Linked DNA regions of Mus musculus: region 2 is linked to region 1. Evidence: chromatin contacts called from ENCODE POLR2A ChIA-PET data. All regions are on one chromosome and are shown on one strand. Each heading gives the region's core, a stretch centred on a gene start or an enhancer-like site at or near the end of the contact. The rest is flanking DNA. Distances are from core to core; before and after follow the strand shown.

Region 1 (3,208 bases), core at 315-2,814:
GTGAACATGAGGATGAGACTGAATGGAGGGACAGTGACTGTAGCCATGGACCAGCAGGACAGACAGGAGCCGGCTGAGGTCATGGCTGCTGGAGGGGCTGGTTGAAGCAAGGGAATTTTGAGGTCAAAGGAATGCGAGATGCCAAGTGCAAGTATTGGTAACAATGTGTCACTGGGAAAGATTGGGAAAGGTCCCAGGCTTCCTGGTAGGTGTCTTGTTCCCAGTGGCTCTGAGTGACTGTACTCCGACAGAACTCAGTGAAGACCCTTATCTATCGAGAATCAAAGTGTGTTCTCCACCGATAGATGCCACTGATTGGACCCAACAGAAGTGTTCTCAAAGGGCTGGGGATGTAGCTCAGTTGGTAGAATGTTTGCCTGGCATGCATGCATCCACGTGTTTGACCCCCAGCAGTGCATAAACCAGGCGTGCAACCCCAGTGTTCTGGAGAGGGAGGGAGGCGGCTCAATTCAAGGTCACCCTCAGCTATGGAGTGAGTTCGAACCCTGTCTCCAAAAACCAAAGAATAGAACAGAAAAGCGTGGTGTGTTCCCAGCTCCTAACCTCTGAGTGAAACCACTCAGAAAAGTCCTGTCACAACCAGGCGGCCCCATTTTCCAGCCCCTCATCTACGTTGGCCTATTTTTCAGCCTCAAATTTCTCTCCACAGTGGCTCTGCCCAGCCTCCCCTCCCTCCCCTTACTACAGCCTGTGATGCTCAGGGTTTGCCCTGTCACCCCTTTGGGGAACTCACCACACTGATTCCGCTCAGTGCCCAGGTCTGTGGTTCGCCAGCTACAACAATGATAGGGAATATCTCCCGCTGTTCCAGAGAGCCCACCTGGTAAATTTAAAAGCTCAAGATTTCTGCTTTTAATTTAAAAGGTAGTGCTTGTATGTGTCCATTTTAGGAATGTTTGTGATTGGATTGCTAGGGTTAGCTTTAGGATGAGTTTTGGTCATTGGAGAGTCCTGCAGTGTATTCCAGGCTGGCCTCCAAAAACCCACAGGCCTTTCCCAGCCTCCTGAATGCACCCCGTGCCCACAGTCTGACTCTGAGTTCTTCTCGGGACTGAAACTGTTTTCAGTCCTTCCTTGCCTGGGGATGGTTTCTGCCAGAGCCCTCGCTTTATACATTCATTTATTCATTCAGGCCGTGCAATCAATTATCAAAGCTGGATAGCGCCAGGCACTGCTGAGGGACCGCAGCCACCGTGGGGACACGGTGGGGAGGCATGAAACACTGTGAAACAGTCGTCTCATTTCTGTGGGAATCAGAGAGGATCCTCGAGGGAGCTTTCCTCACTGTGGGGCCACCGGGGCCTTGTCTAGCTCGTGGTAATCATGCGGGGATGCCCAGGTATTGAGCCTGTCAAAGCTTGTCCTCCAGAGACTTACTTCTCTGCTAGCTCTGACACCATCCCACCGTAGCAGCACAGCAATGTGCCAGGAGTTGAGCAGCCCTGAGATCCTCCTGAAAGTCCCGGGCCGGCCGCAGGAAGGCGGGGCCTCGGTGGGCGGTGTCGCTTGAAGGGGCGGGGCTGGCGCTAAAACTGGGGCTAAGGAGACGGAAGCCGGTGGGGACGGGAAGGACCTGGAGGGAAAGTCCTGAGCGGGACGCAAGAGGCGGGGCGTGAGCTTCTGAGTCCTTCCAGTTCCTGTGACCTCCTCAGCGAGGAGTGACAGCCTCACCGACCAGAGCAATGGGTGAAAATGTCCCTCAGGGCCCCTTAGATTGGAGTGGGAAGGGGGAGGCCGACGAGTGCTCCCACTCGCTTACTTGAGCTGGTGGAGTGGACGCTCATCGCCCTCTCCCAGGCTCAGTGGGCAGCACTGGGATCTAGCAGAGCCAGACTCGGGGCTCCTGATGGCCGCTGAGTCCTAGGCTGCTATTTGGGGTTGCTCTTTGGGTCCAACAGCAGCAGAAGGTCAGCTCTGGAGCACATCTGACTTGAAGAGGCCCAGATGGAGCCCTGGAGTCAAGCTGACTCTCTCCCCCTCTCCTTCCTCCCCTTCTCCCTTTCCTGTGCCTCAGTTTCGTGATCTGTGCACTGAGAACAGCAGTGGCCCAACTCTCCAACTCACGGTGTATAGATAGATAGATAGATAGATAGATAGAGTATAAAGTGTCTGGCATCGGCTCCGAAGGTATAGGAAAAGCTGGCCACGGTGATCTCCCAGTTTCGATTTCCAAGGGTTCAGTTTCCTAAGGTCCAAAATGTGAGGGCACAGACCAGTTTTGAGCAGCATGGTACTCTGAGTAGTGTCTTAAAACCCTCAGCCATTTTACTGTATGTAGCTTTAGCTGGCTTGGAACTCCCTAGACCAGCCTATCCTTAAGTGGCCGAAATCCTCCTGCCTCTACCTCCTCAGGACTAGGCTAGGCTTATAGGTGTGATTAATACACTTGGTTCTCATAATAATATTTTAGAGTCAGTGCTGCACAAATTGTAGTATATTTGTTTTATTTTGTTGATTTGAAGTTTTATGAGACAATGTTTTATCGTCTATCCATGTCTACCTTTTAAGGGCTGGGATAACAGGCATGTATAATTATTGTTATAGGTAGCATTCAGTGTATGGGGTCTGTTACTGCTTGAAGTTTCAGGTATCTACAGGGGCTCTTGGAATGGGTCCCATATAGTTATGAGGCATTATTCTCTATTTGCTCCTGTTTAACAGAAAGGGAAACTGAAGATGGAGAGGTTTTAGGCAAGCCAAGGTCATACAGCCCACAAGTGTCAGGGTTCAAGCCGGCAGCCCCCAACCTACTCCTTCCAGTTCTGCCCTAAAAACCAATGAGCTATATCCTGAAAAACCTATTCAGATCTTTCTCATCCAGGGGACCCAAGCTGTCTTTCCCTGTTATCTGGCAATCAGTCTGTCTAAAGCTTAGACATAGGCCAGTAGCTCAGGCGCCTGTGCCTCTTGGTGCACTCATAGGGGCTTAGGAAGTGCCGGATTCCTGGATGCAGGGGTTGACAGACCAGATCTGCCTTGCAGGTTTGCACTCAGAGTTGAAGTTGGCTGTGCCCTGGGGCCACATTGCTCTCAAAGTCTGGGGCTCCCAGAAGAACCCTCCAGTTCTCTGCTTACACGGCTGGCTGGACAACGCCAACTCCTTTGACAGGCTCATTCCTCTTCTTCCCCAAGGTAGGGCCGTGGGCTGAAGGGCCGTGGAGGGGTGACGGCAGCCATGCCGAGCCCC
Region 2 (3,208 bases), core at 234-2,733, 49 kb after region 1:
TACTAGACACAGGCGTAGGGAAGGATTGGCATAGCTGAGCAGATCAGTGTCTGGGAAAACAGTTCCTTAAAAAAATAAAAAGGTTTATTTATTTTATGTATGTGAGTACACTGTTACTGTCTTCAAACATAGCAGAAGAGAGTACATCAGATCTCATTACAGATGGTTGTGAGCCACCATGCTGCTGGGAATTGAACTCAGGACCTCTGGAAGAGCAGTTGGTGTCTTAACTGCTGAGCCATCTCTCCAGCCCCAGGAAAACAGTTCCTGACACCTACAGCAGTGTATCTATATGCCTGCTGACCACGGGCCGACTTAACCACTTTTTCACCTGCACATTTATAAAAGCTAGAAATGGCTATCGATGTTTAAGAGTATGTTGAGTCTGACTGTCTCACTTAAGACATCAGGGCATACATCCATGAATGCCAATGCCACCCTCTTGGAACTGTTTTGTCTGTCTTTGCCTGAGGCCAACTCAGTTGGGGCACTCGGTGGCCTTGGGAAAGTCTTTCTCTCTGGCTCCAGCTTTCCCGTTTGTGAAATGCGGAATAAAATAGTTAAGCAACAGCGGAGCGCCTGGAGCACCAGCTACTCAAGAGACTGAGGCAGGAGGATGGATTTGAGATCAGGAGTTCCTGGATAACATGGAGGACGCCGGCTCTCAAAACGGAAACAAACTGGCCTGTCATCTCAGCCCTTGAGAAACGGGAGGAGGAGGGAGACTCTTGGCGTTTTAAGGCCAGCCTCGGAGACGCAGCGAGTTCGAGGCTCGCTCCGGCTATGTGAAAGCCGGCCTCAAGAGAAAACAAAACGATCAGACAACCATTACAGATATCACAGTGAAAGGAACAAGGCGTCTCGCCTATGAAAGAGCTCTTTGCTTAAAACGGGTCGGGCTAAGCACCGTGGCATAGGAGAACCAGCAGAACTGGCCATAAACAGCTCTGGGCTGGCGGCTCCTCCGCTCAACTTCCGCCCTCTTAACTCCCAGGACCTAAAGGCCGAGCGGAGACGGCGCCACCGTGGTCCCCCCGGACCCGATCCTCCGGGGAGCAAGGCCCTGGCCCGCCCAGCCCTCGGCTCGCCTGCGATCGGGCCTCCCGGGCCTCCCGGGCCCAGCAGCCAGTGGACCGACCAGCAGCTGGGCCCGCGCGGCCGGGCCAATAAGGAGCGCGGCGGACGCAGGGGGCGGGCGCAAGCGGCGTCGCCCCCCGGAGCCGCTCCCTCCTCCGCCCCCGAACCCCAAGAAGCAGCGAGGCCCCTACGAGCCTCGAGGAAAAGGGAAAGGGCCGCTCACCGTCCCTTGGCCGCCGTCCCGCGCTTCCGGATGAGCTCGTCCAGCGAGAGATCGGCCATCTTGCGGCGCGCAGCTAGCGGAGAACGGAGGAGAAGCCGACTGCGGCGAGCCCGCCCCGCGGCCGGAGTCAAGAGCGGCTTCCGGCAACCCGGACGGCCAACTCTCGCGACAGCTCAAACGAAAAGCTCGAGACGGAAGGGGTGGAGCCTCTCTCCCCGTGAGCCTTTGCGGTGCTCGCTTCTAATTTGCATGGAGGAGTCCGGAGCCTTATGGGCTCTCTCTCCCCCCTCCTCCTTTTGCTAATGAGGAATTAGAATTATATCGATCATAAACCATTAAAAAGCATTATCAAGAGGACAAGTCTTTTAGTCATACAGCCGATCGGACACTCACCATACTTGTAATGAGAATATAATTTCTTACCCCTGAGGAACGTAGACACGTTCCTCATGCCTTAAACTTATGAGTAAGGAAAATAACGATTCGGGGTGACGCCCGAGTCCTCACTGCTTATGTGAGAAGAATTTTTGAGCGGGTATAGGTTGCAATCTGAGGCGACCCGCCTACTTTGCGGGATGCCTGGGTGACGCGATCTGCCCGACCCCCTAATTCTACAAGAATAGAAAGCTTAGCAGCTCCTCTGAATGGTTGCTCTCAGGTGCTAGTGGTTGCAAGTCGTATGTTGATGCCTGCCTTTGCCCTACCTGGTGTGTGAGCGTGAGCGCGCCCCACCTCTCCAGCCTCTCTCTTACTGTTTTTCAGACAAGATGGGACTGTTGTTCTCCTACTGCTATGTACCTCAATTTCAATTGATCATGCCTGGACATAACTGCCCATGTTGTAAGGTCGTCTACGTTGTAAGGTCGTGCTCAGTTTCTGATGCCTAGACTAGTCACCTTTCCGTTTGCCTCCTGACTGTGTAAATGAGGCAAATGAAGGTGGTCTCTTAACTGACATGTTAGTGTTTGACCTATGGGATAGTTTCTCATTGTTGAGACAGAATTTCTAGAAGCTGGTCCGCTGAGCGGCTAAGAGCACTTGCTGATATTGCAAAGGATCTACCTGGGTTTGGTTCTCAGCACTCACATGGAAGTTCACATGTAACTCCAGTGCCAGGAGATTCAATGCCTTCTTGACCTCCCAGGCTATTGCATACATATACATACATACATACATACATACATACATACATACATATATGTGTATACAGGCAAAACACTCATAAACATAAAAATAGATAATTTTTTCAAAAATAAAAACATGATGCTCTTGGGTCAGTTTCTCATGTTCCCTTGAAAATGTACATGTTGGGGCTGGTGAGATGGCTCAGTGGGTAAGAGCACCCGACTGCTCTTCCGCAGGTCCAGAGTTCAAATCCCAGCAACCACATGGTGGCTCACAACCATCCGCAACAAGATCTGACTCCCTCTTCTGGAGTGTCTGAAGACAGCTACAGTGTACTTACATATATTAATAAAATAAATCTAAAAAAAAAAAAAAAACTATCTGCCATATGGAACATTTAAAAAAAATGTACATGTTATGAAAGGAAGGCCTTCCTAAGAGACAAGAATCAGTTTCCCACAAGAATATTCACGAGCTTGGCTCAGGAATCCCAGGCTACTAGTTTGAAATGCCCTATGACTGAGGCTTTGGCAAAGTGGGGACTTTGATCAACCTGGACTGCCCCCATTCTCAGGACATAGACTCTACAACTGGAACCCCATCCCTGCTGCCAGGGCCTGAACTACAGGTCCACTACCGGGTCAGCCATTAAAAAACAAAACAAAACAGAGCATCAGGGTTCAATGGAAGGCTTGGCAGGATCCAGGAAAACCCTAAGGTTCAGCATCCGATACTGGAGAAGCATCCTGGTCCTGGTGGTAGAACTGCGAGTGGGTCTAGACT

What was found. ChIA-PET counts read pairs that join two places held with the same protein, here RNA polymerase II (POLR2A).
Region 2: POLR2A ChIA-PET joins it to region 1 with 99 read pairs in embryonic stem cell. The contact joins the promoter of Poldip3 here to the promoter of Serhl in region 1. POLR2A ChIA-PET finds 5 or more read pairs at or near these places in 4 of 5 experiments (Patski and embryonic stem cell).

The regions. Positions count from the first base shown.
Region 1 is chr15:83,098,641-83,101,848 of GRCm38, forward strand. Serhl (serine hydrolase-like) reads left to right here and starts at 1,565. Exons shown (of 12, transcript NM_023475.3): 1 at 1,565-1,707; 2 at 3,004-3,153. The coding sequence starts at 1,704.
Region 2 is chr15:83,147,895-83,151,102 of GRCm38, forward strand. Poldip3 (polymerase (DNA-directed), delta interacting protein 3) reads right to left here and starts at 1,484. Exons shown (of 9, transcript NM_178627.4): 1 at 1,301-1,484. The coding sequence starts at 1,359. It overlaps Rnu12 (RNA U12, small nuclear), which reads left to right and starts at 1,751; the gene lies at 1,751-1,900.